Regions from separate parts of the Homo sapiens genome. Here all the other regions are linked to region 3. Evidence: chromatin loops called from intact Hi-C (ENCODE). Cell type or tissue: heart left ventricle. All regions are shown on one strand.

Evidence for each region. A loop is a pair of places that touch in the nucleus more often than their neighbours do. Peaks named below come from ENCODE experiments on the same cell type or tissue, not always from the same donor. Only the 100,000 strongest peaks of a DNase experiment are listed, where the experiment ranks them.
Region 1: it touches region 3 in a loop (2.9-fold over the local background); 8 of 110 quality-filtered maps call a loop at or near these places.
Region 2: it touches region 3 in a loop (2.8-fold over the local background); 9 of 110 quality-filtered maps call a loop at or near these places.

Annotation. Positions count from the first base shown.
Region 1 is chr9:68,926,220-68,928,719 of GRCh38, reverse strand. The region is part of intron 12 of PIP5K1B (phosphatidylinositol-4-phosphate 5-kinase type 1 beta); the gene reads right to left. Among named protein-coding and RNA genes, the nearest start is that of PRKACG, 87 kb to the left of the region's middle. In heart left ventricle, no CTCF peak of the experiment used is centred here; no DNase peak of the experiment used is centred here.
Region 2 is chr9:68,896,354-68,898,853 of GRCh38, reverse strand. The region is part of intron 8 of PIP5K1B (phosphatidylinositol-4-phosphate 5-kinase type 1 beta); the gene reads right to left. Among named protein-coding and RNA genes, the nearest start is that of PRKACG, 120 kb to the left of the region's middle. In heart left ventricle, no CTCF peak of the experiment used is centred here; no DNase peak of the experiment used is centred here; H3K27ac peaks cover 592 bases.
Region 3 is chr9:68,998,297-69,000,796 of GRCh38, reverse strand. The region is part of intron 15 of PIP5K1B (phosphatidylinositol-4-phosphate 5-kinase type 1 beta); the gene reads right to left. Among named protein-coding and RNA genes, the nearest start is that of PRKACG, 15 kb to the left of the region's middle. RefSeq lists an enhancer at 1,604-1,733. In heart left ventricle, a CTCF peak has its summit at 970 (motif pointing right); no DNase peak of the experiment used is centred here; H3K27ac peaks cover 1,231 bases.

The sequences.
Region 1 (2,500 bases), 72 kb after region 3:
AGCAGCACTATAAACATTATCACTACTACCTACGCAATAAACAAAAGTGATAAAGTACTTGACTGTGCTTTGAAGTGAAATATCTTATTCAATAAGTGGTATTAGGACAATAGTTAACTACCTGTGAAAAAACAAGGTTAGATCTCCCTCACTTCATACACCAAAATGAATACAACATAGATTAAAGAAAAGAAAACATAAACAACAATCTATAAAAGGTAAAAGAAAAATATGGGTGAACATTTATCTGATTATTCAATGGTGAAGTCCTTTGTAAGCATAAGGCTTAACTAAAAAGAATCCCACATTTATGGGATGTAAGATATAAGATGGCAACACTCCCCAAATTCAACACTATCTTTATCAAACTACCAGCTACCCTTTTTCCCCCAGAAATTAACAAACTGATTATAAAATTCATAGGGACATACAAGGAACCCAGAATAGCCAAAACAGTATGAAAAAGAGTAGCTGAAAGACTCACACTTCTTGATTATGAAACTTAACAATACAAACCAGAAGTAATGAGGATAGTATGGTACTGCTATGAGGGTAGGCATATTGATCAATAGAACAGATGTGAGAGTCAAGAAGTAAATCCTTATTATAATTGTGGTCAATCGACTTTCTTTTCCTTTTTTTTTTGTCTGGTTTATGTTCTCTCATGATTTTCAATAAGAGTGCCAAGATAATTCAATAAGGGGAAAGAATAGGCTTTTCAACAAATGGTGGTGAAACAACCGGCTATCCCACATGCAAAAGAATGAAGATAGACTCTACCTCATATCATATACAAAAAAATTAAATCAGAATGAATCACAAACCTAAATGTAAGAGCTAAGACTATAAAACTCTTCAAAGAAAACATGAAAGTAAATCTTCATGACCTTGGGTTAGGCAATGCTTTCTTAGATCACACCAAAGACACCAGCAACAAAAGGAAAAAAATTGGACATCAAAATTAAAAAATTTTGTGCTTCAAAAGACACTATCAAAAAAGTAAAAAGACAACCCACAGAATGGAAGAAAATATTTGCAAATCATATATCTGATAACGGACTTGTGTCCAGAATATACAAAGAACTCTTACAACTCAATAATAAAAAGACAACTAAAAATGGGCAAAGGGTTTGAGTGAGCATTTCTCCAAAGAAGATATAAATTGCTAATAAGCACATACAAGATGTTTAATACCATTAGTCATTAGAGAAATGCAAATCAAAACTACAGTGAGATACTACTTCATACCTACCAGGATAGCCAAAAGAAAAAAAGACAGGCAATAACATATGTCAGTGAGGATGTAGAGAAACTGGAACTCGTATATGTTGCTGGTGGGATTGTAAAATGACACAGCTGCTTTGGAAAGGAGTTTGACAGTTCCTCAAAATGTTATCAGAGAGTTACCATCTGACCCAGCAATTCCACTTCTAGGTACATATTCAGAAGAAATGAAAATACATGCCCATACAAAACCTTGTCCATGAATGTTCGTAACAGCATTATTCATAATGGCCAAAATGGAAACATCCCAAATATCCATCAACTGATGAATAAACAAACTATGGTATATCAATATAATGGAATATTCTGCAATAAAAAGAATAAATTACTGGTACATGCTACGAGGCTACAGATAAACCTCAAAAATATTCTGTTAAGTGCAAAAAGCCAAACAGAAAAGTTCACATTATATGATTTATATGAAATGCCAGAATAGGCAAAACCATAGAGACAGAAAGTAAATCAGTAGTTGCCAGGGGCTGGGAAGAGGACGGAATGGGGAGTGACTGCTAATGGGTATGGGGTTTCTTTTTGGGGTAATGAAAATGTTCTAAAATTAGAAAATCGCTGGGCATGGTGGCTCATGCCTGTATCTGAGCACTTTGGGAGGCTGAGGCGGGTAGATCACCTGAGGTCAGCAGTTCAAGACCAGCCTGGCCAACATGGTGATACCCCATCTCTACTAAAAATACAAAAATTAGCTGGGTGTGGTGGCTCATGCCTGTAATCCCAGCTATTTGGGAGGCTAAGAAAGGAGAATCACTTGAACCCAGGAGGCAGAGGTTGCAGTAAGCCAAGATTGCGCCATTGCACTCCAACCTGGGCGACAGAGTGAGGCACCATCTCAAAATAAATAAATAAATAAATTTAAAAAATTAGAAAATGGTGATGATTGCATAACTGTGAATAAATCAAGAATCATAGGCCTGTACACTTTAAAAGGGTGAAGCATACACATCTTAATTATATCTCAATAAAGCTATTATTAAAAAATAGATAATAAAATCAAAATGAGAAAATGTCAATAGATTTGATTACCCGTGAGTTAAACAACTTGTTCCATTAAAAACCTGAAAAATTATCCAAACCGGAAAAATCTGCGACACATGCCATATTTTATGAAACTGAAGATGCCATTGATTGTACCATTAATTTATATGCCCCTAAGAAAGAAAAACCTCCCAAGATGGGGAGTCTCCTAAGGGAGGCTCACCAA
Region 2 (2,500 bases), 100 kb after region 3:
AGCAAAACTCCAGGTGATGAATAACCACGGTCTCAATAAAAGCAGTGGCTGTGCCTACAGTGAGGAGGGGGCAGAGCCATGAGTTATTTGGTAGGCAGACTGGGACATGGTGATTTTACTGCATGCAGGGAAAGAGGGAGAGGAGGGAGGAAGGAGTAGCTTCAGGGTGCAGATCTGGGTATCTGGCTGCACGATGGTCATGTTCCCTGGGTCACAGAAGACTAGAAGAGGTGCAGGCCTGGCGGAAGATGAAGGGGTACCTGGGATGAGCAGTTTTCAAATAGGACACGCATCTCAGCTTGTCTGTCACGTGGGAGCCATTGGGGATGGTTTGAATAAATCCTGCTTTCTGGTTTTGATAGCAAGTGATCTGTGATGTCTTTGTAGTACTCAATGTCACCACTCTTTCCTTGGCTCAAATTAACTTGTGGGTATGGATGGCTGTGGCAGTGAGCATATAGAGGGTCAGACCAAGGGATAGGAAAGCCTTCAAGAAAGGGGACTCATCATTTACATATCCATTTCTCCCCCACCACACACAGCCAATGGGGAATAGCAATGTGGAGATGGGGTGCAGAACCTGACATCTGGATGCCTGCTTTTGGAAAGAGCCCTCTGATCCTGTGGGGGAATTGGGCTCAGCAGGGTTGAGGCATAAAAGAAGATCAGTTTTCTAGAATAGTTCCAAGTGGCCAATGTGCTACATGGAGGAGTTGGTCAGGAATGAACCATCCCAAAGGGCAGGCTTATTATACACAGGGGTCTGGGACTGGGCTTGGGGAAGCCAGGCAAAGGGACTCAGGGGCTGCCACAAGGATGCCAGGAGAAGATGGTATGTGTCAGGAGGACTCAGTGCAGGATGAGGCTGTTCAGGTCTTTTCAGACGCAGAGCTCAGAAACGGCAGCTCTGATTGGCAGTCAGGGAAGCAGTCCATGGGGAGCAGGGAATAAGCTAGGTCAAGCTGGCCCTTCCGGCCAGCACTCATGCTAAAGGAAATAGAATTCCAGGGTCTGAGATGTCAAGCCAAAATATGAAAGGAGAGGTGGGGGCGCCAAGAAGCAGGGGGAGGTCAGCCATAGGTTAAGAGGCTTAACAAATCCGTCTGGGAACAACAAAGAAGCTGGGGTCCAAAGGTCTGGGATTCTTGGATTTGCTACTGCTAAGTCCTTAAGAGCTCCCTGGCACCACCAGAAAGGGTCTTCTGACAATATGTGGCTCTCATATTATGTGGCCACTTTCCTCTTCTACCCCACATGCTCTCCCTATTAACTGCCCCAAAACCAAACAACTATAGCTCCCGGAACACATTGTGCTATTTCACACCCATTGTTTCATACCTATTGTTCTCTTATCCTAGAAATATGCTTCTACTGCTTTGCCTATCCGGAGAAAGCTTCTCATCCTTTAAAAGCAAGCTACAATGTTCCCTACTCTAATCTTCACAATATAATATCATTGCACATACTAGACTGTATGGCAATTGATAAAAAATAAAGGTCGTGCACCTCATGCTTGGCATGTAGTGTGCTTGCAATATGTGCTGATAAGTGAATAGAAGCATATATCCTAATATAGGTTTAGTTCACCTTTCTCTGCCTGGGGTGCTGATACAGTAATACATTTCTCTAACTGGTTTGTTTCTAGAGCCTTAGCCATACTGTCTCACAGGAATTTTAGCAGAGGAGATTCCTGATTGATAGGTGCTGGCCTCAGCTCAGACTAACCTTGCAGACCCTCTGGGTCTCTGCAGCCCCTCAGCCAGCACTGAGGCTCAGCTCTGCAAAGCAAGGGCAATATTGGGGCGATGTCAACCACATATCCTATTGCAATCATCCAGTGAGTTGGCCTTTCAGAGGATGACCTGAAGAGAGAGAGAGGTAACTCTAGGAAGGGGATTCTGAGCCTTGGGGAAGAAGGAAGGGAAGGAACAACGGGCTCCAAGAGATTCACGATCCATCACGAGGATGGGCATTTTTTGGGGGGAGGAGAGTTCACAGCATTCATACGATTTACTAAGAGGCCCTTGACTATTAAATATTAATATTCACCATTCCAGAAATAGGCTTTCCTTGAGGCAGCTCTGCTCAGAGCACCAGCTGTTGAATCCAGATCCCAGAGGACTTGGTCATGGTCAGGACAGATCAGGGAAGGGAGCTGAGTTCCCCTACAGCTCAGCATTTACACACTCCCATACCAGCCCAAGAGAAGCCTTTCTGAAGGCAGATGTACATATTTTGAAGAATGTCCAGGATCTGTGTCTTGTACAACTGCAAATGCAGTGAGTAAGAGGGAGTTAGCCTCAGGATACCTCTACCTTGACCTTTATGTTCCTTAGAACAACAAACCTGCCAAAGAATAAAAAATAAAAAGGCAAATCTCCAGGGTCTCACTTGTGATGAAAAGTTTGGTTTGACCTCGCGGTCTCAGTCCTGAGCTCAGGAAACACTAATAAATAGACAAATCCTGAGCAATGGCTCTTTTACATTTGCTTTTTTTTTT
Region 3 (2,500 bases):
CCCCTAAAATTTCTATGTTAAAAGTCCTAACTGTTGTCACCACAGAATGTGACCTTATTTGGAGGCAGGGTCTTTATAGAGGTAATCAGATTAAAACGAGGCCACAGGTTGGGCCCTAATTCAATATGGCTGATGTCCTTATGCAAAGGGGAATTTTGGATACAGACACGTACAGGGGGAAGATGTGATGTGAAGACATAGGGAGATGAAGGCCACCTACAAACCAGCGAAAGGCTAGAACAGATCCTTGCCTCACAGCCCTCAGAAGGAATCCACCCTGCCAACACCTTGATCTTGAACTTCTGGCCTCCAGAATGACAAGAAAAGAAATTTCTGTTCAAGACACCAAATCTGGGGTACTTTGTTACAGCAGCCCTAGAAAACTAATAAAATAGCAACCACTGGGATTTAGGAAGTCTTTAAAAAAACCCCACATATTTTTATCTTATTATATTTAATTCTGTTCTCTACTAAAGTTACTTCAAAAGCCACAATCACCTGGGAGTTCCATGGCTGTAGGCGAGGACCTGTGGAAGACCGAAGGTGAAGAATGGCTTTCTCCACCCCAGATTTGTTGATACTTTGTTAAAATTGCTGCCTAAACAGTAGAAAGAAGCATTTTCTGTGTTGAATCCCAATCTGCCAAGGGAGCCTTTCAAAAAGGCTCAAGCAGAACTGGCCTTGATGGATGAGGGGGGCACACTTGGACCTGAGGGAAGGTAACACCTTCATTTTTGCGCCACATTGTAATTGTAGCCTCCAGTCCAACTTGAAAGGTGGTGGAGCTGGGCCTGTCAGAGTAAGCTGCCTTTGACCTCTGAAGGACATACCCCCGCCGCCTGCTGACCTTGCACGTACAACACTGAAAGGCTACAATCAAGTACATGGAGTGGGAACTCCATTGAGACACACACTTGCTCTTCATTACGTTTCAACTCTAGGGGCTCCATCACTCCTTCCCCGCCTTGATTATCAGTAGGTGGCAGTAGAGGGCTTGCTGAAAGCAGGAACTCATTGGCAAGCCCAGATCATAAACTTGAGGGTGTAGGAGCTTCCTAGGCTTTGCTTCTACATTAGAGGCACGTGTAATGGGACAGCTATCTTGCCAGGGGAGTCACACGGTTCCCCCTTACATTAGCATACAAGAATTCCAGGATGCTCAGAGCTGAAGGACCCTGTTAATAAGCTCAGGGGATCTCAGCTCTGGTGTGTGTAGAGGTTTAAAAAATACCAATGCCTCAGTCCACCCCCAGGGATTTTACTTCGAACACAAATTATGTCCCCAACAGGTGACTGACTCTGTTCATATAGTCATTTACCTGATACCTCTTTGTGAGGAATACAAACTAATTTGGAAACATCTATCTAACGTCACAGTGACAACCAGGGAGAAGGGAAGTGAACAAGAAAACGAGGCTATGTGTGGTAAGGAGCAGTTAATTCACAGGTCCCTCGGTAAGGTAGAGGGGTGGGCTGAATTGTGTCCCCCCAATATTCTTATCCACTTGGAGCCTCAGACCGTAACCTTATTTGGAAATAGGGTCTTTGCAGATGTAATTAGTTAAGATGAGGTCATACTGGATTAGGGTGAACCCTAAATCAAATGAGTGACATCCTTATAAGAAGAGAGGCCACACAGAGGCACAGAACATCACAGGGAAGAAGGCCATATGAACATGGCAGCAGTGACGCAGATCAAAGGACCAAGGGACATGTGGAGCCACCAGAGGCTAAAAGAGGGAGGGAAGGATCCTCCCCTGGAGCCTTCAGAGGAAGTGTGGCACTACTGACACCTTGATTTCAGACATCCGGCCTCTAGAACTGTGAGACAATCCATTTCTGTCTGTGGTCATTTGTGATAGCAGGCCTTGGAAACCAGCAGAGGCAGAAGCAGACCACGGGAAGCCAGGCCCTCAGCTGCCTACTCCTACTCGTGCCATTCATCACACTTGGGGGGCTTTATTTTTTATAAACCGAATAGTCCTTAAGCATTTTCCCATTCCCCCTCAGAGCCCAGAAGGGGAAATGGCACGAATGAGAACAGTCCTGTTTACTAGGTCCATGGGTGTGATCTAAACTTGTTTTCCTAAAAGTTCTTGTTTGTTCTAATCTGGTTCTTTCTAAGTCTGCTGTTTGTTTTCTGCAGGCTCAGGGCCTCGCAGACCCCAAGTTCACACCATTACAGGCTGTTCTTCCTCAAACACTATTCCCAAGAGTTGGAAAGTTTCCAGAAAATGGCAAACACTGGCTTTCTCTGACAAGGAAGACAAAAATAGAAACCACAAAGAGAAGCAATAGGAAGAGTCTAGAGGGATAAGGGAAGGGAAGAGAGGCCAGTCTTAGGAGGAAAAGAATGAAAAATGAGGGGCAACCCGCGCCTGGATGTATAATAATAAAAGACCCAGGCAAACTGGAGCAGAACTAGCTTTTAAGAAAGTGGAAATCAGCCGGGTGCAGTGGCTCATGCCTGTAATCCCAATTTGGGAGGCCGAGGTGGGCG